2 separate regions of the Homo sapiens genome follow, and region 1 is linked to region 2. Evidence: chromatin loops called from intact Hi-C (ENCODE). Cell type or tissue: heart right ventricle. All regions are shown on one strand. Links, peaks and the distances in the headings refer to the core of each region. The heading gives the core; the rest is flanking DNA. Region 1 overlaps LOC102724877. Region 2 holds the start of LINC00887 (long intergenic non-protein coding RNA 887).

Region 1 (16,082 bases), core at 5,016-13,015, 190 kb before region 2:
GTTGCAGTGAGCCAAGAAGGCACCACTGCACTCCAGCCTGGATGACAGAGTGAGACCCTGTCTCAAAAAAAAAAAAAAAACAACATGAATCCATGTGGAGTACAATGCAACATGTACTTGCATGAGTAAGAGGAAACATAATACAGTGTCTCATTCTTAGCATATGCCGTATACCAACAAGCCAACCACTGAGCCCGTGATGTACTCAGTGCTGGTTCTTGTGTTTAAGGGCCTCTGAGGCTGCAGCGGCATTTGAGGTTGTACCTTCCTCCAGGGGCTGCACACGTGAAGCAGAGCCTAGTTGCTGTCCATGACCTAGACAGCAGGTGTTCAGAGGGCTAGTGGGTGTTGGGGTGGTGGTTGCCTGGAAGGGCGGGAAGGATCTTGATTGGCTGAGGACACTGAGGGCTGGGAGACTGTACGAGCAAATGTTGGTAGTGGCTTGGCCTTGGTAGAGGGTTGGTCCTGGGACAGAGACAAGTATGAGGTGCAGCATAGAGACAACAAAAGTGGATCCAGATTACAGAAGGCTCCCATGGGGGAGTCACACGGTTTACATCCATGTGGCCAGCGAGTGCTGCCCAAACTTGCTGTGTTAGTTCTACCCCCACAATACGTCCAAAATCCAACTACCTCTTTCCTACCATTCTGTTCCAAGCCAGCTTCACTTCCTACCTGGATTAAGGTTACAGTTTACCTCTATCCTTGCCTACACAGAGCAGCCAAACTGATCCTTTACAAAGATGAAGCATGTCAGCCAGGCACGGTGGCTCACACCTGTAATCCCAGCACTTTGGGAGACTGGGATGGGCAGATTATGAGGTCAGGAAATTGAGACCATCCTGGCTAACATGATGAAGCCCCGTCTCTACTAAAATACAAAAAATTAACCAGGCGTGGTGGCACATGCCTGTAGTCCCAGCTACTCGGGAGGCTGAGGCAGGAGAATCGCTTGAACCGGGGAAGCAGAGGTTGCAGTGAGCCGAGATTGTGCCACTGCACTCCAACCTGGGCAACAGAGCAAGACTCCATCTCAAAAATAAATGAATGAATAAATAAATATAAATAAAACAATGGAGCATGTCATGTAACTGCTTTGCTCAAAACTTTGCAATGGCTCCCGCCTCCCCGAGAGCAACAGCTAGATCCTTAGAATGCCCTCCTTCTCACCAGCCTGCATCATCGGGCCCCATCACTCTCACTCTCAGCTCCATCTCCCTCCTCTTCCCCTTGCTCACTTTGCCCCAGTCACTCTGGCCTCCTGGCTGTTCCTAGAGCAGGTGGTCCTGCCTCAGAGCCTCTGCACCTGCTGTTCCCTCACTCTAGAAAGCTTCCCCCAGCAAGCTCAAAGTCAAAGTCATCTCTCTAAGGCCTTTCCTGAGCATGCAATTTAAACCTGCACCCTCCCGGCACTCCCCTTCCCCTTTCCCCACTTAATCTCCCTCTAGAGTACCAATTACCTTTTAAAATAGCATTCAACCGATTTATTTATTTTGCTTATCTGTCTCATCTAAAATGTAGGCTCCAAAAGCATACGGATTTTTTTTTTCTGCTTTCTCAGAATGTAATGTCAGGCAAACTCTTCCTCTGGAAGAGTTCCCATTAATAAGTGTTGAAGAAATGAGGGAAATTTGAAAAAATTCCCATTAGATCACCACAATAATAGTTGCTACAGGCAAGATCCTTTGATGGATTCTAAATTTAGTAGACAGAAGTATAAGCAGAAATAGACCATTTGCATAGTCTTGAAGTACTCTCCTCCACCCCCTACAAAAATATTTAGGAAATACAAAGGGAAAATTGTAACTTTACAGTGAACCATCCTTGCAGAAACCACTTCAACAAAGTGATCACGGTTAACATCAGCCATGAGATAAAGTGGCATCATGGAACCCCTGACATGACGCCTGGAAAGGGCACATTCTCTCTGTGATGTCCTTCCAATAATGCAGCTCCTCGACACAATCCTGAGAAGACACCAAACAAACACAAATGGAGGAGCAGGCTACAAAATAACTAACTAGTCCCCTAAACCGTCAGCAAGTGCAGGAGAGTAAGGACACGTGACTTCTAAATGCACTGTGGAATCCCAGATGGAATCCTACAACAGAAAAAAAGACTTGACTAGGAAAAAATGGTAAAATCCAAATCAAGTCTGCCATTTATAGTATTGTACCAAGATGATTCTCTTAATTTTGATGACTATTCCACGGTTGTGTAAGACTGACATAAGGGGAAGCGGGTTAGAGGGTATAAGAGAGTTCACTCTACTATTTTTGCAACTTCTCTGTAGATCTAAAATTACCTCAAAGCAAAACATTTTGAAAAAAAATCATCAGAGGTAACTGCAAATTTGTCAATCTTCTTTCACAGAACTTTATACTTCTCAGCAGAGAGGAGGGAAAATCAGTCTAGGAGATATCATTATTAAACTTGGAATTTGGAAGAAGGGTCTGCCAGTTAGTTGCTCAAGTAACAAACCTGGTGTCCTTTCCTTTTTTTTTTTTTTTTTTTAAAAAAAAAAGGTCTCACTCTGTCGCCCAGGCTGGAGTGCAGTGGCACAATCACAGCTCACTGCAGCCTTGACCTCCTAAGAACAAGTGATCCTCCCACCTCAGCCTCTCGGGACCACAGCTGAGCACCACCAGCTGGGACCACAGCTGGGCACCACCACACCCTGCTAATTCTTCATTTTTTTTGTAGAGATGGAGTTTCCCTATGTTGTCCAGGCTGCTCTCAAACTCCTGGGCTCAAGCCATCCTCCCGCCGTGGCCTCCCAAAGTGCTGGGACCACAGGCACGAGCCACCACAACCCACTCAGTGTCGTCTCTGGACCCCTCTTTCTCCATCATGGTCCAATCCAGTCACCAAGACTTGTCGGTTCTCTTAATCTCTTGAATCCCTCCTGCTCTCCTGCTCTCCAGCCCCACCAGCACCTCGGAGGCCGGCCTTTCTCTTCTCATCTGGGTTACTTCTGGAGCCTCCTCTGGAATAAGGGGAAAATAGTGAAACTCTAGAGAAGGGCGCTCTTTGCAGACCTGGAAAGGTTCTTCCTTGCAAATGAACGGCATGGAGTTACCTCAAAACCAGGGAGAGGGAAAACCAATGTACGTGACATGGAAACCAGGGTAAAAAAACTGCCTCAAACCTACCAACAAGTGAAAGGAAAAATCTACAAAACTCAAAAGCCCGTCTTGGTCATTCTACACAATCTTTATTCTGTGAGAGAAAGCAGTGGCCCCCACTCAGGATATCAAAGACTGAGGTCCCACGTTATCTCCAGGTTTTACTCAAAGAACTCTGCATATTTGGGTATTATTTTTATCTCTCCCTTTCGTTTATTGTCTCAGGGTAAACACTTGTGATTCATAAATGCCTTAAGAGTGAATCAGTATTCTCCTGTTCAAACCAATAGAGGCCACATCAAACAATAACCTACAAGGTATTATTAATCATTAAATAGGCATATATATGAGCACTCAGGCAAGGGAGCCATTTTTCTTCTCTTGTTTGTTTGTTTGAAGGAAATTAACAAAGTACAAACCTTGATTTTGACCTATTCAGAAAAAAAGCATTTTTTTAACCATTAAAAACTTAGTTAAATTCAAGGCTAAAAGGGCAAATATTTCACGTGGGAAAGTGCTCCTTCGTTCAGGAGACTTCCTTCAGCCATTAAACTATGGTCTGGACTTCAAACTGTAGTAGTTACTTTTTCCATAAGCACACACCATCAAAAAATGAACATTCTCAACCATGGCTGGTAGAAGCAAGAGTCCATTGTAGAATTTCTATGCCGCGGCCACACCTGGGTGCAAACTGACAGGTGGGCAAGCCCAGAGCACATCTGCTCTACGGAAGAAGAAGAAACCAAGTCATGTCAAATACACTGTAAGCACAGGCGTCACGGGACCTCCCTCTCCTTCTCCCTGCCCCTATACACACTAAGGGAGGTCCTCTAGCCTCAAAAATGGGGGTTCCTCCCTCTAAGGATGGTAGATCAATGGTATCACCCCTCACAGATATGGAGGTGCTAAAACATGAATGATTTTTCAATAATATTTCTTCTCCCTGTCCCTCAGGAAGCATCTCTGCTCACACCACGACTGAATGGACACGTGAATCTAGCACATACAGTCGGAGGCCCGCAGAACCGGGATGGTCATGTATCCCAGCCTATGCCAGTTGTCCCAGCATCAGTGTTACTAGCATTATCTTCCACTCTCAAAAGTGTTCCAGTTTGAACCCTAAATGATATGGTCACCTCCACAGAACTGGAGCAGGGAGGGTCTTGGGTGTTCATCTTTCCCACCAATCTTATCTCCTACAAGTGAGATGGGTGTCCAGGGAGGATCTGCCCAGGTTTATGCTTTTGATTTCCCCCTCCCTCTGCAGCCCTTCCCATGCCCTCCTGTCTCCGTGAGGGAGGGAGGACCACCCGCGCATCCTGCACGCCAGGCCCATATTGACGCCTGATGCTTTTGCCTCCATTCAGATCTCGTCTTTCTGTGAACCTGAGGCTCATTTCAATTTTTCAAGGCAGGACCACAACAAGCTCTGCATCTGCCTGCACACAAAGCCGAAATCACAGTGCTTGGGTGGTGGGGACCCTTTTCCCTGAAAAAGAAGAAGTCAGATCATTTCTTAAGGTCTCTCCCAGCCTTAGAACCTGTGATTCATAAGAAACTGGCTGAAGCTTTTGGTTTGTCAATATACTCATGAACCAATTTACCAGAGTGGTTGCCATCCATTTCTTTGAAAAAATTAGCACCTTGTGAATTTTCATTAGATGAATGAGAGTACCTATCTTACATATCAGAGATGTTTATTATATAGTAATAATAAAGGTAGCTAAGAACTTACATTGTATTTACAAAATGCCAGGCACTGTACTAAGCACATTACATATATTGGTCCTTATAACAATCCTATAAGGTAGGTACAATGAATACCTCCCCATTGAACAGGTAGGTAAATCAAGGTACAGAATTGTTATGTCACGCAGCTAGAATGCAAGCAAGTGGAACATGAACTCAGGCAGTCTGGCTCCGGAGTTGGCCTTTTCACCACCCTGCTATCCAGTTTCTCCAAATATCTATGTAAATATATGTTCAGCATTCCTAACCGAAATAATCAGCAGGCCAGTCAAATCTCAGCTGTAAAACACTTGAAGTTCACAGAGCAAGTCACTATTTACATCTAGGAGGGCATTTCACCTCCGCTTTATAGACCCCTTTACCGATATCACTCAGCATTGTAAAACAACAGGTGTGTTGAGGTGCTCTGTCAAAACAGGTGTTTCTGTGTGCTGTGTTTACACTTATTTAACCCAGGGTGTCTGGGCACAATTGCTATTTATTTCTTAGTTATACGGAATCTTCCACAGGGAGCTCGTATGAAAAGAGGTGTGAGGTGGGAAAAGAGGTGAGCAGCGGCCCTACCTCAGGACCTTTGGCTGGGCTTGTACACTACCCCGGCGACTGCTCACTGGACTCACCTGTCCCAGGCATCCTCCACACTTTCTTTTCCAGTCTTCCAGAAGGACCAGTGATCTGCCTACTGGCCTTTTTTCCCCTTCCATCTGCTTCCCAGCAGTGGAACCTGCCTGCTTAAATCTTACTTATTAACTATACATAGATATGGCAGACTGCGATTACAGTAGAATTGTTTGGGAGCTCAGTATCTTGCCTCTTCCCACGTACCTTACCCTGGGAATTGCTTTGTACTTGCATATTGCCATGTGGTGGTGTGTCTTTAATAACCATCAATAAAGATAGGCCTGGGAAAACACAGACAGCCACAGACTCCTCTAAATTCACCTGACTGCACAGAACAGAGCTGTCTGGAGAGGTATCCCGGCTACCCAGAGGTGGTCACCAGGAGTGGTCAAAGTAAACCCACCCCCTTTGATTCAGCAGCCAGAGAGAATTTAGAAGAATAGGCTCACCCTCTGAGGGTTCCTTGAATCCAATAAAACCTGTTCTTAAGTCTGAGTTCATTTATGGATTTATTCTCCAAATATTTGAGAGTGACGGTTCTGTGAAAAGTATTCGCCTAATACCACGAGGTGTTTCATAGCTTCTTTATCAGAAAAGCAATAGAGATCAAGGATGTGGGAAGGAAGGGGAATTTTTTTTTTGAGACAGGGTCTAGCTCTGTCATCTAGGCTGGAGTGCAGTGGCACGATCTTGGCTCACTGCAGCCTTCACCTCCCAGGTTCAAGTGATCCTCCCACCTCAGCTTCTCAAGTAGCTGGGACTACAGGCACATACCATCATGCCCAGCTAATTTTCGTATTTTTTTTGTGGAGAGATGGGATTTTGCCATGTTGCCTGGGCTGGCCTTGAAATCCTGGGCGCAAGTGATCCACCCACCTAGGCCTCCCAAAGTGCTGGGATTACAGGCGTGAGCCACCGCACCCAGCTGGGAAATTTTTATAATATAAGCCTGGGGTGTCACACTCTGCACAGATTAATAGCATTTGAATAGCAGGCAGGGATGGAAGTAATTGTCAAAATAGGTAGGTAATTTTGCCTTGCATGTAGTAGGTGCTCAAGAATATTTATCGAGTGGAATTAAGTTAAACAGACAATTAGAAATTGGATGGTCTTAGCCACTGACTATACTGTCTGTCATCAGTGCAGGTTCACTCAATACAAAGAAAATGAGCTGGGATTCTACCCCTCCATCCAGGTGACAGGTGGTGCTAGATGCCGAGTCTAGGTCTGCCCCAGGTGCCAGGGCTTTGAGGGCAGGGAAGGAGATGAATAGCCACCCATAACAAGGAGATCAAATACTTGAACTTGAGTACTGGGGTGCTTCCATGACTGTGAGAGCCTATTGAAATAAAGGTCACAGCTGGATACATGTATGATATATGCACAGCGTGGCAACCTCCTCCAGGAGCCAGCAACATGCTGGGACTTTATTAGGAGACCTCCCATCAGGTAAGGTGAGCCTGGCACACACCAGCACGCTGCAAGAGAACCCGCTCTCCCTGAGTCCTCTCAGATTTCAACCAAAGCTGGTCTGTGGAAGTCCAAGTCCGCAAAAGGACAGACTCCTTTTCCCTACTAAACATAATGTCAATACACCGAGTGAGGCTGAGGGAATCCAAAAATGAGCTCTGTCATGTAGACAGTTGCCCACAGTAGTTAAGGAACTATGGAGATTCATGCTCGGTCCTTTCTCTGAAGCTCTGAGGATTCAGTGTACTGCCTCACCCTTTGTTCTGAGCCACTGTCCCCCGACCTCCTGCCCTGGACCATCACCCCTAGACTGAGTAGCAGGGTATGGTCCCCCTAAGTCCGCAGTCCTGGTCATCATCTCCAAACAACCCACAACTTTTCCAGCCTATGGGATTACATATACATATATACACACACACACACACACACACACACATAATGTGTATATATATGTGTGTATATATATAAAATGTGTATATATACACACATATAAAAAGTGTGTGTGTGTATATATACATATATAATGTGTGTGTATATATACATATATAATGTATGTGTATATATACATACATACATATATATAAAAAAATTTTTTTTACTTTAATTTCCGGGATACATGTGCAGAACATGCAGGTTCGTTACACAGGTAGACACGTGCCATGGTGGTTTGCTGCACCTATCAACCCATTATCTAGGTTTTGAGCCTTGCATGTAGTAGGTATTTGTCCTATTGCTCTCCCTCCCCTTGCCCCCCACCCCCTGACAGGCCCCAGTGTGTGTGGTTCCCCTCCCTGCATCCATGTGTTCTCATTGTTCAACTCTCATTTATGAGTGAGAACATTCAGTGTTCGGTTTTCTGTTTCTGTGTTAGTTTGCAGAGAATGATGGTTTCCAGCTTCATCCATGTCCATGCAAAGGACATGATCTCAGCACACGTAGGTTTATTGCAGCACTATTCACAACAGCAAAGACTTGGAACCAACCCACGGCCCATCAACGATAGACTGGATAAAGAGAATGTGGCACATACACACCATGGTAGCCTACGGGATTGTATGTTACACCTATGGCAATACAAACAGCATGGCACGAACAACTAACTAGTAAAAAGCGATGCAGCTTCCAGAATTCCACACGGGCCCTCATTCTCAAACCTGGTCTTCTTTTCTGAGATCTTCCCAGAAAGCCTTTCTGCACTAAATGCTGAACTAGGCAGCTCGACCCTCCGTGCAGGGACGCCTGGGATCCTACTTCTCTGTGTCATTTCCGGAATCTGCTCAGTCATCCTTTTGCTAAGTGGGACTCCTTTCCCTCATGTCTCTCCCTTCTGATTTTCCTCCACAAGAAAAGGAACTTCCCTCATTTCCTCTTCCCGCAAAGATGCACCTGTCCTCCGGATTACTGACATTCTTTACCAGATTGACAGACATCTCTTTTGTCCTCTCTGTTCCAATTTCTGGAAATCTGATTCTTGTCCATGGCTCTCCTTAAGAAAGAAAAGTCAGTTCTCTCCTGGCCTGTAAGTTCCTTTCTCCACCCTTTCTCTCTAGAGGTACTATTTTCCAGAATTCCTGTCTATCCCATATCCGGAGTCCCCAACAGCCCACAGCCCAGCCAAATGTCTCCTGCATTGACCACATAAATCCAATCTCTCCCTTCCTGGGATGCCCATCAGAGCCCTTCCAGCCTAGACAATCTAGAACAAATGGCTGTGTATGAGGACCAAATGCTATGGTGGACGCGAAAGTGCCTCGTCAACTGTCAAGTAATACCATGTGGGTGACAGGTACCTTAGGAACCTCCCACTCTGTAGAAGAGACCAGAAGGGCCCAGTCATGCTAGAGCCCATCAGTCTTTTTTTTTTTTTTTTGAGACAGAGTCTCACTATGTTGTCCAGGCTGGAGTGCAGTGGTGCAATATCTCGGCTCACTGCAACCTCTGCCTCCTGGGTTCAAGTGATTCTCATGCCTCAGCCTCTGAGTAGCTGGGACTACAGGCACGTGTCACCATGCCCAGCTATTTTTTGTATTTTTGGTAGAGATGGGGTTTCACCATGTTGGCCAGGATGGTCTCAAACTCCTGGCCTTAAGTGATCCACCGGCCTCAGCCTCCCAAAGTGCCGGGATTACAGGCATGAGCAACCATACCCAGTCATATCATCTTGAGCTGCAGCTGCGGCAGCTGCCTGGACCATCTTCTCCTGTTCTCTATGCCTGACATCTAAAAGTAAAATATATATTTCATTTGCAAACATCATCTCTCAACCACTTGGAAGATCCATTATTTTTCTCACTTCTCCCTCTCCTAAGCGTGAAGCCGGCCAGCAGCACAGTGTCTTAGTGCTCCAGCCCCTTCTCTGTATTCCTACCATCATGTCTTCTCTGGTCCTGAGATAAAAGCGTAGCACCACCGGAGCATCAGTTCTGGAGCTAGAACTATTCCCTCTTCCAATCTTCCTTTCAGAGCACAAATCAGGGAAACACATTGGCAATTATAAGAAGAGAGGACATGTGGTTTGGCTTGGTTTGGTGGACTGAGAGGCAGCCTGCCTATCCTGGACAGATCCTGAAAGAGACTTCCTATGTCCTGGAGCTGAGAAATTAAGATCCCTTCTTTTTCAGAGAATATAGCGTGATGAGCAAATCTGAGAAAGGAGAATCACAGCACGGCAAACCTGGGACTGTGCTCTGTGACACTACCAAAATCACTCACCAGCAGATGGCTCAGTGTCTTAGCTATAAAATTCATGTTTGGTGGTAATGTTGGTCACTTGCTGTAGACAATATTTAAAAATGTTTTTCTCCTATAGAGAGATACAGTAAAGAGAGTTTCTAGACTGGCGGGCAGTTCTGGTTTTGCTACTCCCCCGCTGGGAGGCTGCTTGACCCTGTGCAAGTCGCTTCTTCCTGGGTTCAGTTTCCCTGTCCATGAAAGGAGTGGGCTGACTCGGTGACCTCTTAGGTACCTTCTCCCTTCTCTTCCAGCTTCCATCTTTCTATAATCTGTGAGATAATGCAAGAATGCTGATGATGATGATCGTAACGAAAAATATGTTGTGGCCGGGTGCAGTGGCTCATGCCTGTAATTCCAGCACTTTGGGAGGCCAAGGGGGGTGGGTCACCTGAGGTTGGGAGTTCGAGACCAGCCTGACCAACATGGGAAACCCCGTCTCTACTAAAAATACAAAATTAGCTGGGCATGGTGGCGCATGCCTGTAATCCCACCTACTCAGGAGGCTGAGGCAGGAGAATCGCTTGAACCCAGGAAGCAGAGGTTGCGGTGAGCCGAGACTGCACCATTGCACTCCAGCCTGGGCAACAAGAGTGAAACTCCATATCAAAGTATATATATATGTATATGTTGTATGGCCGGGTGTGGTGGCTTAGGCCGGGTGCAGTGACTCATGCCTGTAATTCCAGCGCTTTGGGAGGCCGAGGTGGACAGATCACTTCAGGTCAGGAGTTTGAGACCAGCCTGGCCAACATGGTGAAATCCCATTTCTACTAAAATCACAAAAATTAGCCAGGTGTGGTGGTGCATGCCTGTAGTCCCAGCTACTTGGGAGGCAGAGATGAGATAATCGCTTGAACCCGGGAAGCAGAGGCTGCAGTGAGCCTAGATTATGCCATTGCACTCCAGCCTGGATGACACAGTGAGACTCTGTTTCAAAAAAAGAAAAAAGAAAATATGTTGATTCATCCCAAATCACTTTCAGGTCCTAAGTTTTACCAAATGGTTTTTCTGGATAGCTCAGTTTTTCTGTTTTTGATTTTTGGAGAAATTTGGTCTGACGTTACCATTTGGGCAGCTTATCAGCAAGGCAAACACATGCATGCCCTGAGTTTAAAGGGGATGGGCTTCACCCCACATTCCAGAGGCTTCCTGAGGTCCCTGGGCCTGCCCCCATATGCCCCAGCCCCAGCATGGCTCTGACCCTTTCATGCACAAGGGTACAAGTTAGCATCCCTGTGATCCCTCAGGGATACCCTCCTTCATCCCTGGCCTTGCAGGCTCGCCTCACTGAAGCTCTGCTCAGAGGTTAGGAGGTTAGCTGGGAGCACATTTAGAGCCTGCCCACCGCCGCTGCTGTGGCTGGGCCAAACGTGTGATTTAAGCCATTCCAGGATGCCCCGCCCCCACCCTACTGGGAAAGGCTTTCTTGGCAACCATCCTCTTTCAGAGCCATTAGAAAAGTGCACATTCCCTTGGTTTCACTGGCTCCAAGCGAGTGTTGGGGGGTGGGGGGAGTATTACAGGCTGCCGTTAGCCAATGTTGAAAGCTTCTGTTTTCCACCCCCACCTCCAGTTTGCAGTGCAAGGTCCTAGCTTGGCCAGGAATCAACCAGGCATTTTGTTCAGAAGTAGCAACTCATTTTTATCAAAGATGGAATGCAGTTGCAGTTGTTTCTAATGCCTCTGCATGACAACCAGGGCTCTTGCTCCAAGCACTCCCGACTCCTCTTTTCCCCGCAGACACTTTGCTTTCTCACCTATCCCTTTCTACATCCAAAAATTGGATGCAGAGCTGCTCAAGTGCCTCAGAATTCAGGAGTCAAAAGTTGTAGCAATTCAAAGTAGCTTTATTGTGTCTATTTTAAATGCAGGCTTTGGTGATCACAACTCTATAAACCCAACCGAAAATTACCCAAGGACCACAGCAGTTGGTGTGGTGAAAACAGCTCCCAGCTGGCTTCTGCCCACCCTACACCCCCCACACACCCCCAGCCTTATGCTGCTGTGGGCAGCTGAGCAAGTCCCTTCCCTCCCTGGGGCTTAGAGTACCCACTAGTAAGCAGAGACTCCAGATCAGCTTTCCTTAACCTTTTTTGATTGCAAAGAGCTTTGCGATTCTGCTGAAAGCTGTGGACCCTCTTCTCAGGAGAAAGAAAACGTGATGCATCCATTTATGCATTTGGAAAATATTTATTAAGCTCCTGTTAAATATGCACATACAGACACACGTTGAAATTCCATTTCAGGGGCTTTATAGGTAAAAAAAAAAAAATCCTGGTTATGAATTCTGCGATCAGCACATACAGACTGCTATCTAGAAAGACTATGATACTGATTCTAGTAGAGGGTTCTCAAGCTACCAGTCAGCACATGCCAGAGAACGGGGGCAGCAAGGTGGTCATTACAAAGGTGACCTCTAGTTGCCCCCCCCTTCCCAGCACCCCCACCTGGCACGCGCCCCAGCAAACATGCATGCACAGCCGGCCTGGAATGTGCTGTTTCTGGGCACTGGGACTGCTGGAAGCTGGCTGCAGCCCTGGAGAGATGACAAACATGTCTTTTCTATCCTGGGCTTTATTTTTCTCACGGTCCCTGAAAGGGCTGTGATCAGGTGATATGTGTGGGACTGCTCCCTGTACAGGTGCAGAGCAGGTACCGAGGGGAGGAGAAAATCCACCGTGTGTGTACTTACTCAAAGCTCGTTCAATAGCCCTCCCAGGATAGCTCTTGGCAGGGCAGCTACCACGTCTCTGGCAGGCTGGAGGGAATCTGAGTGTGAGAAAGTCAGTCATGCGGAGGAAAAGGGAAAAAAAAAAGCTTCAAGTCCTCAGGCAAAATACCTTTTTTCTTCTTCTCTTGCTCTCTCCTTTCTGTAGCTTTAAACCAAACCCACAAACCACTCTGATACCTAGGGGACAAAGGGGAGTTTCACTAGAGATGCAGTTATTTGTTTTATGGTTTGAAAGCAAACAGGTGATGCGGTAAGACAGAGAAGTCGCCCTTCCGGGGCGGGGGTGGGGGGACGCTGTGGGTGGAGACAAGTGCGGGAGCCCCTGGTTGTATGTATTGGGCATGACACGGTGAGAACGATTCAGAACGATGCTGGTGTCACAGGGGGATCAAAGAAGTGACCTCCACTGATGAACTGGGCTCCATTTTCTCTTTGCTTTGGGAGTCGGGGGAAAAGGATGACTGAAAAATAAAGGCTGTTTCTATCTATCTAAGAGCATTCTTCCAGATGCAGATGCTTCTTCCTGAGTTTAGGAGCTTACTGTCCCATTTGAGAAGGGGTGGGGAGAGGACAACGTTGGTCCTATTTTCACTGCCTAGCATAAGGAAACTGAAAAGTCATCTGTGAGCCCATCTGCAAGAAACTCTTCTTGAATGGTTAGAGTGGAAAGCCAGAGAGTTCCTGGAATTTATTTTTATTTATTATTTATTTATTTTTGGTCCAGACACAAATTCATAATTTTTTTTGTTACTTGAGCCTCTGTCCCCCTATCTAAAAACGTGTGTGTGAAAGTTACTTGCCCATTCCACCAGTCCAAGCACTCCCAAAGTGGCAATAAACGAGTTGCTGATTAACTATTTGACCCACGAGGCTGCTTTAGCCCCTTCAGTGAGACCCTAACTTGACCATATTCCATTCCCCATGCACCTTCAGGGCACCAAATAAGAGTGGGGAACAGAATCAGATGAAAAAGTCTCTTAGAATGGGCAGGGAGTGGCATAACCCAGTAGTTAATGAGGGCCGACCAGCAGACAGCAGTCAATGTCATGGCAGAGCCTGGCAGAGCCTAGCAGAGCAGGCACTGGTTCTGAAAGATTTGGGGGGAACCTGGAAAGGGTTAACATGCTTCCCCGGGAAGGGTTTAGTTCCTCAGAAGAATCTGGGTCAGTGTATTTGGGAAGTTTTTAAAAAGTCAGACGCTCAGTAGAAGCATTTTAAGAAGCTTGCAAAGCTTATTGGGGCCATGGCAGAAAGGAGGGTAACTTCATAGGCTCATCACCTTTCACCAAGAGGATTTTCACCACACAGGAAAACCCTACGTTTTCCAAAAGCAACAGACAATTTTCTGTCATCACCACTTTTCCATCTGTTTAAAATAAGAAAGAAAATTCCTTCCCCTTTGGCCCAGGTTGCAGGTCAACAAAGGAGGCATTGTTCATCATTTCTTCAGAACATGACAGGGCACAGCTCACTCTGCAGTGTAAGAAAACATTTTTTAAAAAAAATCTCAGAGTAGCCTTAGGGGCAACAGTGAGTAAACCAAAGCCTTCGATGAGGGAAATGTTTGGTTGCAGACTGGAGGACTATCCTGGAAGGTGGAAATGAGGCTTAGGTTAATACGGTCAGAGCCATGATTCCTTAGTTAGACTCAGGAATTAAATCTGAGTTCCTGAGTTCCTGGTTGGGGGTTGGGAACACTGCATTAAAGGGTAGGCAGGTTTGAGTTGAACTCAGTTCCCAAGAGCGTGCGGTCAATGTCCAGAGGAGCTGGATGTAGACAGATGCCTCTGGGAGTCAGTCTGCACCTGCCTCCTAGGAACCTTCTTCACTGGCTTGAACTGCCTAACTGCCCTTTCTGCCTCCAAGCCCTGCAATCCACTCTCCCACTTTTGCCAGAGCCATCTTTCTAAAGGGAAACCCTGATGCCTCTTCTTTGCTCAAGAATGTTTCATGGCTCTCCACTGTCTAAAGATAAGGTCCAAAGTCCTTCAGCAAGATGTTTAAGGAGCTTGTGACATGGCCTCAAGCTGCCTCTTCCAGTCCCTCACATTCCCTAGGCTCCAGACCATGTTCCCTGAATAAAGTCTTCAAGTTCCAGGATCTTGGCCTTTAATACCATGGGTACCTGCATCCTCTCCAGCCCACGACTAAGCACATTCCCAATGCCCCAATCCTACCTATTTTTCAAGGTACACAGGCCAATCCCTCCAGGAAGTTTTCCAAGGTACCCCAACTTAAAAGTAACTTAATTCTCCTGAAACTCCATAGCATTTTACCTCTATCCAGACATACGTCTCTCTTGAACCTACGACTTCCCAGAGGAATTTACTGGGCCATCCGTAGATGTCAGCTGTACACGTTTATATGTATCTCTAGACTGTTAGCTTCCAGAGAGCAATAACGGTCTTACTCACTGCTGTAAACCCAGGTAGACCAGCAATACTGTTATCCATACAAGTATGGTTTCATATTTTGTTTCTGTCCTCCTGATCTCTCAAGCCACCACCTAACTCAGAAAAGAAAGGAAAAATAAAGGAATGTCCAGTCATCAATCAGAAAATCAGCGTCTGTCTGCCCCCGCAGTTTACTGTCAACTTCTAGCAGGCCGCCACTGTATCTCTCACCGTGGAAATCCCAGGGTTTAACACAGTGTCTGACACTGCGCGTGTGTTCCACAATGAAAGAGAGAGGGGGGCTTGCCCAAGGTCACCCAGAGTCAGGAACCACTGAATCTCATCCGGGACGAGATCTGGCGAAATCATTGACAACGTTATCTCAGTGGGGAGCTGGGAGGCCGGAAGGAATGAAGTGTCTGAGAACCGTGCGCCAGGCCTCCGGGACGCGGGAAGGGCTGAGGGGGCGGGAGGCCACATCAAACAAGACGCTGGGCTCCCGGGCTGCCCGGAGCCGCGAGCCGAGCTCCCAGGCGGCGGGAAGGGCGGAGGGGGGGTGGGGGCACGGGGGCCGGCGACCCGGGCAGGCGGGAGGGAGGCGGAGGAGGCGGCCGGCCGGCCCAGGCAGTGCGCGCCGCCCGCCCGGCTCGGCAAATCCCCCAGGGAGGCCGCCGCCAGAGCCCTGGCGCTCCCGGCCCGGCGCCCGCCACGTGGCACCCGGCGGCGGCGGCGGCGACTCCTCCCGGCGCGCGGCCCGGCCAGCAGGCAGCACGCAGCCGCCCGCGCCGCCCGCCTCCTCCCGGGCGCCCGCCGGCGGCCTCCCGGGCGTAGTGAGGGGGAGCGGCCCGGCCGCCCGGGACCCGGGGAAGGGGCGGGCGGCGCGAAGCCGCTTTAACCGCAGTCGCCGAGCGGAGGCAGGAGGCTGACCCGGCCGCTTCCTAAGTGCGGTCAGGCATCCCGTGACCGCGGCGGGCGCCCAGGGCCCCGCGGGGAGAGGGCGGGGGCGAGGAGCAAACTTGGAGGCCCCCACCTCGCCCCCGGGCTGTTGCGAATGCGGCTTTCGGCCGAGTGAAAACCCCAAGCCCGAAAGTGAGGGTGGGGAGGCGGGGGTTGGAAGAATTCCCCACTCTCCACCCCGGGTGTGCGCTCCCCGCCGGGAAGAGCTGACCTTGGCCTGGGGAGGCGGGGGTGGGGAGAGAGGGTAAGCGCCGGGGCTCGGCTCCCAGCCCGCCGCCCCCTCGGATTCCTGGCCCGGCGGGG
Region 2 (16,082 bases), core at 3,111-11,110:
TAATAATCTTACTGAATGTATTTTCTTTGTTGTAAGGCATGCAATTTTTTTTTCTTTTTTAGAAAACACAAGCTATCAATGATCTTAGTGTAAAATAAGTGCAGGATCCTGCACTCAGAGGGAAAGCCAATTGCATACAGAATGATGATTCCCTATAAACAAAAATTCCTGAATAAGATTAAGAGGGTCATAGTGGGCCACAAGCTGACAGTGCAACAGTAACCCTGTGCAGGGAAGCGGGTGGTCCCTAAGAGACCAGGCTTCTGAGTGTATGCTATCTTATTTCAGCCCTCCATGAAGCTTCGTGGTTTAGCTTTACAATGGCCCCTAGAGAAGATCTTACTAAGAGCTGTAGAAAAAGGTTGCGTTGTGCTTAACTGCAATCCTTTCACATGTGAGAGCAAGCTAACATACATCCGTTAGACACCTACTGTTTTCAGAATCCTGCCAGAGGAGCAGTAGGTCTTTTTCCTCAGTGGTTTTCTCCCACCCACAGTCACCAGTGTAGATAGAAGCCCTTGGAACCACGTTCCGCAGCAGCACAACAGGTGGGGCTTGGGAAGACAGTGCATCTCCTGCTAGCCAGGCTGCCCAGACCCTGGGGTGAGTGTCCAAGTAGGTCTTGGACTACCCTCTTCCCCCAGCTTTTAGAAAATTCTCACCCAATTGGACTGCTGTGAGGGGGACCTGATCTGAACCCTCAAACTCCTGCTCTGCAAAGCCTAGATCAGACAGAGGCCCAGCCTCAAAAGCACCTCACTGTTCAGGCCACACAGGCAAGCTCCCGGAAGCTGGGCATGGAGCACTGCCACACGGTATGGTCCTAATTCTCCTGTCTCATCCTCCGCAGCCTTTGCTCCTGGAGCGGCTGTGTTGGGTGTTCTGGCACCAGTGGCCACACGAGCCATGCTGGCCCCTTTCCCTGACATTTTTTAAATATAAATTTTTAAATGTGTCTTTGAGATGAAAGCAGGAATGCCAAAAGTAGGCCGACGCTTTCTTGTGTTCAATTACAGCCCTGGGGAGTACCCCACACAAGGAACTGCTCAGAGCTCCAGCCAAGATGAAATCTGCTTTTCCAATAAGCACTTCAAATGGCAGGGGATGTTGTTGGCTGGCTTCAGCAACTGGGAGGCCAACAGTTAATAGGGCTGGGCACAGAGGCAGGGCTGCCCGCCATCAGGGGAAATCTGAAGCTGCCTTTCACAGCAGCTTTCACCGCAACTGAAGTTACAAGACACTTTTCTGGCTCCCCCAAGCCAGTGGCATGAACCCACCTTTGGACTTCATTGAAAAGAACTTCCAAGATTTAATCTTCCAAGATTAAAGATTTTGATATCCAATGTATGGAGAATTAATTACTCTCTATACAGTTTTTCTTCATTATTTTCTCAGGCCAAATTCCTTTACAGTAAGTGTTAGGCATGTCCAAATTATTTTATTGGACTGGAATTTTGTTGGTTTGAATATAGGCCATGCCAGAAATGCTGATAAAATGAAATGAGGATACTGATGGTGGTGGTGAGGATGGATGGATGGATGCGTGGATCGATGGATAGATGGATGGATGGATGCATGCATGGATGGATGGATGGATGGATGCATGGATGGATGGATGCATGGATGGATGGATGGATGCATGCATGGAAGAATGGATGGATAGATGGATGGATGGATGGATGGATAGATGGATGCATGGATGGATGCATGGATGGATGGATGGATGCATGGATAGATGGATGGATACATAGATTGGCTGGTAGTAGAAGTAGTGGCAGTGTTATAAGCTAAGTAGGGAAAGGTCTAACAGCTCCATTTCCCAAACCTGGAAGCTGAAATTCCACAAAGCAAATGACTGGCCCAAGCTTACCACAGGTGAGCCTGACGTAGAACCCAAGCCTTCTAAGTTATGCACTCCTCAAGACACCAACTTGTACTTCAGTAATCTGTGTCACGCTGTGACTGCATATCCATGTCCTGCCCTGGCACAGAGCTTTCCAGACTCAGTCACAGTCATAGGTGCATTTTGCCTGGTTTAGTTACTAAGTATTGGCCAATTATCAAGTCATGAAGGGAATCGTCACCAGGACTCGGGATTCCAGCTTCATTCTTGAATCCCTAAAGCCATTCCTGGATTTGAACACATATTTCCTGACCCGTTAGGTAGAAGAAGAAGCACCAGGGTAAACAGCAGCGATTTCCAAATTGCGGTGTGGATAAAGGATTTGTTAAAATACGTATTCCTGGGCCTCATTTCCCTGCCAGGTTCTGAATGAGGAGGTCTGAAGCAGGTGCAGGAAATACAGGTTCAATAGCAAAACACTTAACCTCTTTGAAGTCTCAGTCCAAATGTCACCTGTGTAAGGTTTATCCTGACCACTCTATCTAAAATTGCAACACACATACAACCTCGTCACTCCCCAGCACCTCACCCTGCTCTCCTTTTCCCCCTAGTGCTCTCACCTGTTAGATATTGACTTGTTTCTTTTTAATTTTTTTTTTTTTGAGACAGGGTCTCTCTCTGTCGCCCAGGCTGGAGTGCAGTGGCACAATTACGGCTCACTGCAGTGTCAACCTCCTGGGCTAAGACAATCCTCCTACCTCAGGCTCTCAAGCAGTTGGGGCTACAGGTGCACCACCACACTCAGCTAATTTTTGTATATTTTGGTAGAGATGTGGTTTCACCATGTTGCCCAGGCTGGTCTCGAACTCCTGGGCTCAAGTGATCCTTCCACCTCAGACTCCCAAAGTGTTGGGATTACAAGCATGAGCCACAGCACCCGGCTGACTTATTGCTTATACTTGTTTGTTCTTGGCCTCCTTTGGCCAGGACCTGTCTTCCTCATTGCTGAATCCCATGAGCCTGGAGCCATGCCTAGGTCAGTAACTCCCTGTTGAAAACAACAGAGACTGAAGGAAGAAGTAACTATAATTAATGCAGGTGGTTCGAGATGCACACTTGGAGAAACACTGCTCCAAGAGCATGAAGTTGGCACCAGCCTGACGGGGGTTGGGTCCCAGCTCTACCCACCTGCTGTGTGACTTCAGACAATTTCAGCCTCCTGCGCATCAGTTCTCTCTCATCTGTGAAATGGAGACAATCCTTCTATCTTAGGGCTGCAACACAAGGATCCAGTAATATAACCAGGCACAGAGCAGGACGCTGCAGCGATACTCCCTCCCTTATCTTCTGGGTGGAATTTTGCAAGCAACGGTGTCTGAGCAGAAAATGAATCTGAAGCCTCCCAGGGGGGAGGGAGCACATTCTGTTTCTCATCAGGCGGAGAGGCGGGGAGGAAGAGTGAATGGAGGTCACCCATCGAGGGGAGTGTATAAGTCATCCCTGCCGGCTACCTCTGCAGCTCACAGGACACACGTTCACCTCCCTCCCTCCCTCCTTCCCTTCCCACCAGCAGAAATGAACAAGCAGTTTCTCTGAGTAAACAGATGATAAATCACTGGCTAGAATCAGTACTCCCGCCAAAGCAGCATCATTGGAGATCTCAGGCAGAGCAAGCGCACGTGCTTGGGGACTGCAATTTGGGTTTAGAGGCAGCCCTGCCAGGCCTGCACACTGCCGGGTGAGCATTCCTCCCCAAACAGCCCAGCCCGCTTCCCCGGGGCTCTTGGAGTAAGTCCCGCAGACTCTTGCCAGCCCCACCTGGAAGGACTTAAGCTCCAGCGTGGGGGATGCGGGTGAGATGGGAACGAGGATTTCCTGACAGCGATCCTGGAATGGGTGACTGAGCTTATAGACTTTTTCTCTGAGTTTTATGAAGCAGATAGGATTTGGAGGTAAAGAGACAAAATAAAAAATGTCTACACACACACACACACACACACACACACACACACACACACACACACAAAGACAAACACATTATACACCCCAAAGAGAGGAAAAGAGAACAGCCCCTGCAGAGGGGGATCAGGGCATCTGTCCACATGGATGTCAGGACAGTGGCGGGGACACACAATCCAGAGTCCAGAGCCCACGTCCAAGCTCCAGCTCCACCACTCACTGTCCAGTGACCTTGGACCAGTCTCTCTCCCAGCCTCCTCTCGGGGTTTCTTCCTCTTGAAGCACGAGCATGCATCCCTGATGCTCCCTGAGCTGATGTTTCATGGGTCTCTGATTTCCAGTTGGGCCCTGGCCAGGCGCATTGCGGAGGCAGTAGGGAAACTTGCCCAAATGTGTGGCCACCCCAATCTTCTTGGCCAGCCCCCAGCCCCAGCTGAGATCCAATTCAAAGCTTGGACCTTTACTTTCAGAGTCTACGATGGAAGGAGCAGGATTCGTACTGACGTCCCACACCTTTTTCCTGGCTTTCTGTCCCCGGTGGAGGCTCTGTGCCTGGCAGGCTAAACGCCCTCTGAGCTCTTAGAGGCAGTTTCCACCCTCAGCCCCTGCCCCAGCTGTGACAGCCTCAGGGTCAGGCTGAGCCCTGGAACCGTATCTGCTCATCTGGATTCAAGGAGAGACTACTGTTCTTCAAAGTAACCCCACTCCCGGTGGAACCCAGCCGCCACTCCCACAGGGCTGTCCAAAGTATCCCACTAGAGACCCCAGCAGGAGCTTCTGAGGAATTAGCGTGGAAAGGGATCTGCCAGGGTCTGGTTGTGTGACCTTGAGCAAGTCCCTTACCCTCTCTGGGTCTCAATTTCCCCACCTGGCTGGGCTGGCTCTGTGCCATCTGCCCAATGCCCTGTCTGGCCGCTGGCAGCCTCTCCCTCCCTGGGGCTGTAGGGAATGCTCCCCTCACTGGCCAGCCAGGGGTGGGGTTCAAATGGGGGAAGCCAGGAGCAACCCTTGCAGTCAGGGCTCCAGGCAGGAATCAGAAGAGAAGCCTCCGCCTCTTCTCCCCAGCAACATCTCTTCCCATCTTAGAATTATGGGCTGGCAAAGCCAGGGAGGCTATCAGGCATCATCCAAACCATTATGTACATGGCCTTCCTCCAAATGAAATCTCACACAAATATCAGATTGGAGGTTTGGGAATGGGGATAAGGGGATGGGCAGAGATGAAATATGGCGTGGAACATTTATGATAAAGACAGCTCTGGGCCAGGCACGGGGTGGTTCACACCTGTAATCCCAGCATTTTGGGAAGCCAAAGCAGGAGGATTGCTTGAGACCAGCCTGGGCTACACAGTGGGACTCCGTCTCTACAAAAAATAAAAAAAAATTAGCTGGGCGTGGTGGCGCATGCCTGTAATTCCAGCCTCTCAGGAGGCTGAGGTGGGACAATCGCTTGAGCCTGGGAGGTCAAGGATGCAGTGAGCTGCGGTCACGCCACTGCACTTCCAGCCTGGGTGACAGAGCAAGACCCTGTCTCAAAAAAAAAAAAAAAAAAAAAAAGACAGTTCTGGCGTCCTGGTTGGGGAAACTCCTCCAGCCATGGAAGACCCTTCCAGCCAGCTGGGGCAGCTAGACAAGACAGCGTTGCTCTACTCGGCTGAGTTCTCCTCTCCAGAATCAACTCCCATCGCTGCTTAAAGGGAGTAATGTGGCTGTGGGGGACAGAACACTAGAGTTTCATCAGCAACCTCGTCACCCCCAACATACAAAACGCTCCTTACAAACGCAGTCCTATCTGTGCTGCTAAAGAAGGCAATCCCCCCTTCACCATCCCATCTCTTCCACTTCTGTGCATGAGAACGCATAGGCAGGAAGTATCTGATCCACACGGCTCAGATGAGAGAAAAAGGAGGAGCAGGAACAGGAAAGGAACTGAGCAGAGGAGAGACCCAGAAAGGGAAAGGTGAGAGGTGGTTCTTGCGGCTGACTTGGCAAAGCCCCAGGCCTGTGGGATTTTCCGGGACCCTCCGTGTTCTGAAAAGGCAGGGGAGGGGCAGAGAACAGCCAGGGAAGATGGAAAAGGAAACTGGTGTCCTGCCGGGTGGAAATGGGGGAGAAACTCTCGCGTGAGTGTCATCAGAGCAGCATGAGCAAGGGCTCGGTCCCAGAGGTGAGCCCGGCGTTCTGCCTGGAGGGGGCGGGCAGCAGGGCTGGCCAGGGTGAAGCAACCTGTGCCGAGCGGCTGCAAAGGCCGCGTCTCCCCAGCACGGAGCACATCACTGACGTCAAGCGCGGCGAGGCCGCGGCCAGCATTAATTAGGTGCCGATGCACGGGGGCGGGCCGGCCTGGGCCAGAAGCCGCTCCCGGAGGCTCCGACCCCCGGGGCTTCGCGCCGCCTCCCAGCCCGGAGCTCCTCCAGCCGCTGGCGAGAGGAGGCTGAACCGCAGCCGGCCTCCCAGCGGTGCCACAGCGCGCCCTAGTGGCCGTCGTCCGGAAAGCGCCGTCAGAAGAATCGCAGGCTCGCAGCCTGGGAGCCCCGCAGCCCTCATCTTCTGTCCGCCCTAAGGCTCATTGACTTCACATTAGAATCACTTGGGGAGACTGTAAAAATCCCGATGCCCGGGAGGCACCTATTCCGATTACATTAGAACCCCGACAAGCGGGCCCCAGGCCCCAGTATTTTTAAAAACTCTCTCGGTGCTTCCTATGCACCGCCCAGTTTAGAAGCTGTTGTCTTAAAGCAGTGGTTCTCAGAATTGAGCTCATGGGAGTCGCCTGGAGGGCTTGTTACATCACATATTGCTGGGCGCTACCCCAGAGTTTCTGACCCAATACTTCTGTAGCTTGGCCCTACTCGCTCTTACAAGGTTCCCAGGTGATGCCGATGCTGCCGCTCCGGGATCACACCTGGAGACCTAGTGCCAAACCCTCCTAATCAAGGCACCGACTCAGCCGGCACCGCGGGATCACCAGGGAGCTTGTTAGAAATGCAGGTTTAGAGACCCCGCCTCAGAACCATTGAGAGAGAATCTACATATTTTATTTTGCTTTTTATTGACCCATAATTGTACGTATTTCTGGGGTACAATGTGATGTTTTGATACATGTATGCATTGTGTAAAAATCAAATCAAGGTATTTAGCCTATCCATCATCTCATCTTTGCTAAAGAAATTGTAAATCTTTTCTACCTACTTTGCAATGTACAATACGGTACTGTTAACCACAGTCACCTTGCTGTGCCATAGAACACAAGAACTTCCTCCTCGCTGCAACTTTGTACTTGTTGACCAATCTTTCCCCATCCAACCCTGCTCCCAGCCTCTGGTAACCACTCTTCCACTCTCTCCTGCTAGAATCTTCATTTTCTCTAGACGCAGGTGATTCACCCAACATTAAGGTTTGAAAGTATTGCTCTAAACACCATTTGTGCAGGCCTTACACAATCAGGCTATGTTGACAGCTTGGAAGACCACTTCACATCCCCCACCCGGCCCCAAACCTGATCTCTGGATCAGAGAGCTGGATAGAATGTCCCAGATTATCTGATCCAATTCTTTTGCAGGACAGATGAGGGAAACTGAGGCCCAGAGAAGGGGATGAACTTGCCCAAGCTCCCTGGGTTCTAGGGTGGCCTGTCATCCTGGGTACCTCAAAGCTCATATGGTCATAAACAACCCCCTTCCTCCCCAGGAGGCAGCATGTGAGTTCTGCTCTTGATCCACCTATCAGGCGGCACGCACTCCAGGGGGGCTGTGGCGGCCCGGGCTCCATCCCGGCTGCTTGGGAGGGCACTGAAGCAGTGAGCAGAGACACAGGACATCGCATCAGAGAACATGGTACAAGGAAACCTGTGCAAGATGTTTAGGTTTGAAAGCTAGGTGTCAGCCACTGGGCCTCCATGCTGAGATTCATACTCCCATCTTGTTCATGATTATTCTGAATTCTCAGGGAAAATAGACAGGTCAGAAGCCTATCTTAGGGACACCGAAGCAAATCTGTACACACTAAGCATTCTGTCCCAACAGTGGGCTGGATGGCCACCTTCAGCCGCAGCTTATGGTGGGTTTCTGTCTTTTCGTCCTGTTACTTGGCTGGAGTTGAATGGCCAATGAAGTTGGGCATGAGTATGTGGACCCCAAGTTGTGCTGCCCTCGTAGACAAGTTAAATGAGCTAATGGTAAGCGCTGTCTATGGCCATTGTGTTAGTATATTTGTGCATTGCTATAAGGAAATGCCTGAGGCTGGTAATTTATAAGGAAACAAGGTTTAATTGGCTCACAATTCTGCAGACTGTTCAAGAAGCATGGCGTCAGCATCTGGTCCTGGTAAGAACCTTGGGAAGCTTCCACTCATGGTGAAAGGTGGAAGGCAAAAGGGGAGCAGGCACATCACATGGCAAGAGTAGGAGCAAGGGGTTGGGGGAGGTCCCAGACTCTTTTAAACAACCAGATCTCACATGAACTAACTGACCAAGAACTCACTTATCACCAAGGGGTGTGCTTAACCATTCACGAGGGGCCTTCCCCCATGATCCACTCACCTCCTACCAGGCCCCACCCCCAAAATGGGAATCACCTTTCAACATGATAATCGAAGGGGACAAATATCCAAACCACGTTATTCCCCGCCCAGGACCCAAATATCATGTCTTTTTCACATTTCAAAATACAATCATGCCTTTGCAATAGTCCCCCTAAGTCTTAACTTGTTCCAGAATTAATCCAAAAGTCCAAGTCTCATCTGAGACCCAAGGCATGTTCCTTCCACCTATATGCCTGTAAAATCAAAACAAGTTATTTACTTCCAAGATACAATGGTGGCACAGGCATTGGGTAGATATTCCCATTCTAAAAGGGAGAAATTGACCCAAAGGAAGGGGCTACCAGACCCACCCAAGTCTGAAACCCATTGGGGCAGTCATTAAACCTTAAAGCTCCAAAATGATCCTTGATCCCATGTCCTGCATCCTGGGTGCACTGGTTCAAGGGATGGGCCCCCAAGGCCTTGAGCAGCACTGCCCCTGTGGCTTTTCTGGGTCTAGCCCTGTGGCTGCTCTCATGGGTTGGAGTTGAGTGCCTGTGGCTTTTCCATGCTCAGTATGCAAGCTGTCAGTGGCTCTATCATTCTGGGGTCTGGAGGACATCAGCCACCTTCCCACAGCTCCACTAGGCAGTGTCCTGGTGGGGGGTCTGTGTGGGGGATCCAACCCCCATTTCCCCTCCACACTGCCCTAGTAGAGTTTCTCTGGTGGGGGCTCCACCCCTGCAGCAGGCTTCTGCCTGGGCAGCCACCTTAGGCTTGCTGATTCATCCTCTGAAATTTAGGTGGAAGTTGCCAAGCCTCCTTCACACTTACATTCTGTGTGCCTGCAGGCTTAACACCAAGTGGAAACTGCCAAGGCTTATGGCAGCTTGCGTTCTCCAAAGCAGCAACTGGAGCTGTACCTGGGCCTGGGGTCTTTTGAGCCAGCAGAGATGTGGCAAGCAGTGTCCTGAGGCTGAACTGGACAACAGTGCCCCATACCTGGCCCCTGAACCCATTCTTTCCTCCTAGGCCCCTGAGCATGAGATGGGAAGAGCTATCTCCAAGACCTCTGAAATGCCTTTGAGAACTTTTCCCCATTGTATTGGATATTAGCATTTGGCTCCCTTTTAGTCATGCTAATGTCTCTAGCAAATGATTGCTACACTGGCTGCTTGGATTCCGCTCCTGAAAATGCTTCTTCTTTCCCTGCTGCATGGCTAGGCTACGAACTTTTATGCCCTGCTTCCTTTCATGTATAAGTTCCAACTTTAAGTCATTTCTTTACACCCATATCTGATCGTAGGCTGTTAGAAGCAGCCACGTCACTTCTTGATACTTAGAAATTTCTTCTGCCAGCTGCCACCAAATAAGTTCAACCTTCCACAAACCCCTAGGACATGAACACAATCCATCCAGGCTCTTTGCTAGGGAATAACACAGGTGATCTTTGCTTCAGCTCCCAATAACTTTCTCATTTCCATCTGAGACTTTGTCAGCTTGGACTTCACTGTCCATATCTCTATCAGCATTTTTGTCACAACCATAGATGTTCCAGACGTTCCCTCATCTTCCTGTCTTCTTCTGAGCTCTCCAGTCTCTTCCACCCTCTGCCCGTTACTCAGTTCCACATCTTTAGGTATTTTTATGGCGATACTCTATTCACTATACCAATTTTCTGTGTTAGTCCGTTTGTGCATTGCTATTAAAAATGCCTGAGACTGGGAAATTTATAAAGAAAAGAGGTTTAATTGGGTCACAATTCTGCAGGCTGTAAAAGAAGCATGGTGCCAGCATCTGGTTCTGCTAAAGACCTCAGGAAGCTTCCACTCATGGTGGAAGAAGAAAGGGGAGCAGGCACATCACATGGTGAGAGTGGGAGCAAGAGAGAGAGAAAGGGGAGGTCCCAGATGCTTAAACAACGAGATCTCACATGAACTAACTGAGCAAGAACTCATATCACCAAGAGGATGGTGCTAACCTACTCTTAAGGGATCTTCCCCCATGATCCACTCACCTCCCAGCAGGCCCCACTTCCAACACTGGGAATCACATTGCAACATGAGATTTGGAGAGGACAAAAATCCAAGCCATATCAGCCATTATTCATGCGGGCAGTCTGGGACACACAGAGACCCATAATAGCCTGTTGTGGGCACAGCATTTAGAGTCCAGATGGAGAAACTAGACAAACACATGAATAAGGGACAGAGAAATAGATATCACAAGACTGACGAGGTTTCAATGCCACGGAGGCAGTGATGACACTTGGAGCAGGCAGACACTGGAGAAATGCATGGCCATGGGTCAGGAAAACCAGAGCAGGCTTCCTGGAGGTGGTGTGGCTATCCCAGCCTAGATATGATGGAGCTTGGACATGAACCCTGGCCTGCCCGAATTTGGACCTCATACTCCTAACCACTCCTTTACCCTGTCCTCAAAGAGGGCAGGAGTGAGACCCGCCCCATGGCCCATCTGAGATCTGTAAACAGGATGTCTGGCTGGAAAAGAGGGTTCCCACGGAGACAGCCAAGGTTGAAAAGGTTGAAAAGGGCCAGGAGGGAGGGTGTTGAAGTTAAGGTTGATGAGCTCAGGCTTTATCCAGGATCCCGCAGAAAAGCCATCTGTGTTGTGATGCAGGAGTCAGACACTGATGGAAGTTTCAGGAAGACAGAATCTTTGTAGAGGCCAGCACATGGCTGGTGTGCAAAACCAGCCCTGGGGCCTGTGATGCAAGCATCATGAATGCTCTTTATATGGTTATAGCATTTTGCAGGGCTGGATTTTAACATTCTGAATTCATTTCCATTCATTCCCAAAAAGCTCTGGGAAATGACTAACTTTTAATTATTAAGTAAAAACGGGGTGCGTATTTGTTTTCCTGCTGTGGGTCTTGGTCTTTTACATTCTCTGCTACACCACTCTGTTATCAACTTTACAGAAAACAAAGAAACTGGAATTAAACATTAACCAGGATCATTGAGAATGTCACAGAAATGCACAGCCCTGGGGTTAGGACAGGGGAGGCCCCTCATTCTCTGGTTGGCTGTTCAAACAGAAAAGGAGCCTGGGAGCACGCCCCGTCTCCAAGGGACTGGGGTCGGGGGTGAGGTGATTTCAAGGTGCACTTTCCACTCCAGTCAACATTTCCTGAGTTCCTGTGTGAGGGCTGGCCTCGGTGCTAGGAATCTGGGTACACGAGGGCTGAGACAGGGTCCCAGTCCTGGAGACATTCACATCGCCTGTGAGAAGGGCCCTCACAGAGGCAGGGACAGACGGCCAAGGAAAGCAGAATGGGTAGTGATGTGTTTCATCCTAGAGGACGCAGCAATTGCTGTAGGTCTTAAAGAATCAAAAGAATCAATAGACTTTTTACTAGTAAAAAAGAGAGGGCCAACTGGGCATGGTGGCTCACACCTGTAATCCCAGCACCTTGGGAGGCTGAGGTGGGCGGATCAATTGAGGTCAGGAGTTTGAAACCAGCTGGGCCAACATGGTGAAACCCCATCTCTACTAAAAATACAAAAATTAGTTGAGCATAGTGGTGGGCACCTGTAATCCCAGTTACTCAGAGGCTGAGGCAAGAGAATTGCTTGAACCTGGGATGCAGAGGTTGCAGGGAGCTGAGATCAAGCCACTGCACTCCAACCTGGGCAACAGAGGGAGACTTCATCTCAGAAAAAAAAAAGAGGGGGAGGCAGTTCAGGCAGAGGGAACAGCATGAACGAGCAGGCAGAGGACCTGCTGCCATCCTCCTAGAAGGAAATATATCACCAGGGGTCCAGCACAACAGGAAGCCCACTAGTATTGCAAACAGAGGGAATTTAATCCAGGGGACTGGCTGCATAGATATAGGTGGTACAAAAACTGACAAGGCAAAGCAGACAGCGAGCAGACCAGTGTGCAGGGTGTGTTTGGGAAGTGACTGGTAGCCTGGTAATGGGGTGTGGGGTGTACAGCGGGGGGAGGGGTGTGTAGAGGATGGCACAGGGCTGGAAGGCAGCTTGGGAGCAGAGTGGAAAGGCTGGTCCTACGGTGCATGCTTGATTTGCAAAGTTACAGAGCCTCGTCTAAAGCATGGCCTGGTGGGCTTGAGCAGCCGTGGGAGGGTGGGCTGCTGGGCTGGCCTTGGTGGGAGGCTGCTGGGGTTGACCAGGGCAGGACTCGCCCAAGGCTGCTGCCAGAGAGGAGAGGTGGGGTGGGCTCAGAGACATTCCCAAGGCTCAGTCTTCTGGCTCAGTGACGAATTGAGTGGGGGGAGGGACGTCAACAAGTCTGAACACTCTGACCCGGTGCCATCCTCCTAGAAGGAAGTGTATCAGCCAGGGGCCCGGCCCATCAGGAACCATGCTAGTATTTCCAACAGAGGGAGTTTAATCCAGGGGACTGGTTGCATCGGTGGTATAAAAACTGAGAAGGCAAACGAGATGGTGAGCAGCCCCGAGGTGAGCAATGGGAGGACGGCGCTGCACCATTTGGAGCAGGAGGGACAGAAAAGGGAAGCAGGTGGAGCCCGGAGGCCGGGAGCTGCCCACCAGGCAGAAGCCACAGCAGACCTGCGCAGTGGGAACTGGCGCCGGGGAGGCGCAAGCCCTGCTAGAGATGCTTCCTAGAGCAGGGACCCAGGGGAGGAAATGCCCCGGCGTCTCCCCTCCGCCCACCCTCTCCTCACCTGCTATTGGCCAAACCTACCTGGAGCAAGGGACCTGGGGAGCGTAACCCTGAGATACAAGCCAGCCCGAGAAGAATGGGCATGTGTGTGGGAGCAGCGGGCCGACAGGAGCACAGGAACACCAGAGGAAGCAGCTGCGGAGAAGAGACCGTGCGTCCTGATCTGAAGATGGGAAGCGAGAGGTCCCTCCAGGAAGGAATGTCTAGTTTGCAGCAGCATAGAGAGTAGGATGGCTGGGGAGGTAGATGTGGCAGGCGCGACTGTAGCTCTCTGTCTCAGGTTTTCTCAACCCAGGGAAAAGCTGATTAATGCCTGAGTCACTCTGTCCGCGAGCTGAGCCTCCTGGGTGGGGCAGGGCAAGGTGGTATCGGGTGATTCGGGGATGTGCCAGCCTCAGGGAGGGGAGAGAGGATAGTGTGCGGGAAACAGAGCTGGCCTGGAGAGGCTGTCACGCCCACAGCATCACCCCAGTTCTGACGGCAAAGCTGTGTGACTTTGAGCAAGTGAATGATGCGCTCTGGGCTTCGATTTCCTCGTCATCACCAACCCCTGCCTCCAGCACAAGCTGCTCCACACCAGGCAACCGCCTGTAGTTGCCCAAACTCTGTGCTTCCTCAACACCCAGGCCTGCAGTAGACGCCACCCCCGACCTGGAATCTCCTTCCCCATTCCCACACGTCTTACTTTCTCCAGTCTTTCAGATTCAGTCCTAGCAGACTCCCAGCACTTTGGGAGGCCGAGGCGGGCAGATCACGAGGCCAAGAGATTGAGACCATCCTGGCCAACGTGGTGAAACCCTGTCTCTACTAAAAACTCAAAAATTAGCCGGGCGTGGTGGCGCACGCCTGTAGTCCCAGCTGCTCAGGAGGCTGAGGCAGGAGAATCGCTTGAATCCAGGAGGCGGAGGTTACAGTGAGCCGAGATCGCGCCACTGTACTCCAGCCTGGGGACAGAGTGAGATTCCATCTCAAAAAACATAAATAAATAAAAAATAAACCCCCCCCCACACACAGCAAAAACAAATCACAAAGACAAAAACGAAATCCCTTCAATGCCCATTTCCTGAATCAACTGCATCCCCCAGGAACTGCTTTGGGATTTTACTTATTATTTGGGATTATTTGTGCTCATTTCCCCTGTACCAAAAGTCAGAATCAAGTTAGCTGCGCTGTGTCTCTGTCACAAATGTCTGCTTGTATAAATAGGAGGGGGTACAAGCATGTGTCCACACACGCACACACGCCTCTCTCCGGATAAAGAGGTCTCGGGGTGAGGATTCTGGAACCCGTCCTTCCACACCTACTGCGTCTGGTCACTGTCTCCGAGGCTGACATTCCTCACGCCGAGGGATGGGCAGGCAGAAGGCTGCAGGCAGTGCGCCAGCCAGGTCAGCTTACAGCGAGCTGTCAACCCAGTCACTGACGCCTCAGCGAGGCCATAAATAACAGCGGTGAAGCTGCAGCAGGCCACCCGGGCCTCCCCCAAACCACTCCTCTGCCATCAATCTCGCCTGATGACTGCTTGGCGTTCAGGCTTCCGCGTGACCCGACCACGGCCCCAAGCGTTCTTTGGGGCGCAGTGTCCCTTCCCAGGCACGGAGTGGGTCAGCCAGGAGCACACTGCCTCGCAAGGTCCCCGTGTCCTGCCAATGTACTTTCTGGATGCTGGAGGCAGGCTGAAAAAGACTCCCATCACTCAAAACCCCACCCCTCTCAAGACCGGCTCCAGAAAGCTGAGTTCCATCCCCGTTGTTGATCCGGTCATGGTGGACTCTGTACCAGAAACGATGCCACACAGCAACTGCTGCCCTCCGCCATGCAGCAGCGACTCACCCTGTGCCCAGGCTGCTCTTGTGTTCTTTGCAATGTGAGTGGGCAAAAGCCGACATATAAGGCAGCTCTTCCGCTCAGACTCCTTTTGTCCCGCCCTCAGCGGCAGGGACCTTATGTCCACGCCCTTGGTTCTGAGGCTCCAACTCTCACCACCCTAAAACATCCACCTAAAATCACAGACCACCACACATACACCCACACACCACATACACACACACCACACACACCATACACCCACACACCCGACACACAGACCACACACACACCACATACACACTACACACACACACCATACACACACACACCCGACACACAGACCACACACACACACATACACACTACACACACACACACACACACACCAGACACATACACCCACACACCACATACACACACACACACACACACACACCGACACACAGACTACACACACACCACATACACACACTACACACACACCACATACACACACACTACACATACAAAACACACCCGCCACACACACCACATACACACACACTACACACACCATACACACACACCACACACCACATACGCACACACACCACACACCCCACATAGACACACATACCATACACACACACCAGACACATGCACACCACACACACCACACACCACATACACACACTACACACACACCATACACACACCAGACACACACACCATACACCACACACATCACACACTACACACACACCAAACACATACACACACCACATACATACCACACACACATGCACACTCGCACACCACACACACACCACACAGATACACACCACACATACCACACAACACACACACATACACCCCCACACACATACACCACCACACCACACACATATACACCACACAGACCACATGCACCACACACACCATACACACATCACACACACACACCACACATACATACACCACATACACTACACACACCACACACACCACACGCACACTCACACACCACACCCCCCACATACTACACACACCACACATATTTACATGCACACACACACACACACACACACTTCCTCACTCACAAGCTCTCTCCTGAACTCTTGGGATTTGATTTCTGTAAAATGCTCACATGTCCCCACTCTACCAGCTAATGAGATAATTCCGTGATCTCATCAGCCTTCTAATAGGATTTTCATCACATCTCTCTGGATAAAAGCTATCTAAAGGCTCACCAAATGGTCCCTAGGCATTGCACTCTTTATCAGTACCCCCACTCCATCAA

What was found. Hi-C counts contacts between places; a loop is a spot of excess contacts. Peaks named below come from ENCODE experiments on the same cell type or tissue, not always from the same donor. Only the 100,000 strongest peaks of a DNase experiment are listed, where the experiment ranks them.
Region 1: it touches region 2 in a loop (3-fold over the local background); 74 of 110 quality-filtered maps call a loop at or near these places.

Annotation. Positions count from the first base shown.
Region 1 is chr3:194,118,744-194,134,825 of GRCh38, forward strand. It overlaps LOC102724877, which reads left to right. Exons shown (of 6, transcript XR_002959666.2): 6 at 4,080-4,731. Among named protein-coding and RNA genes, the nearest start is that of HES1, 9.4 kb to the right of the region's middle. RefSeq lists silencers at 15,483-15,762, 15,833-16,082. In heart right ventricle, for the core only: a CTCF peak has its summit at 9,652 (motif pointing right); no DNase peak of the experiment used is centred there; H3K27ac peaks cover 367 bases; H3K27me3 peaks cover 2,278 bases.
Region 2 is chr3:194,309,570-194,325,651 of GRCh38, forward strand. It overlaps LINC00887 (long intergenic non-protein coding RNA 887), which reads right to left and starts at 3,235. Exons shown (of 3, transcript NR_024480.1): 1 at 3,032-3,235. RefSeq lists silencers at 5,945-6,284, 11,171-11,465 and enhancers at 5,989-6,489, 6,355-6,404, 11,171-11,465, 12,634-13,833. In heart right ventricle, for the core only: a CTCF peak has its summit at 6,277 (motif pointing left); DNase peaks (open chromatin) are centred at 4,222 and 6,182; H3K4me3 peaks cover 978 bases; H3K27ac peaks cover 756 bases; H3K27me3 peaks cover 5,202 bases.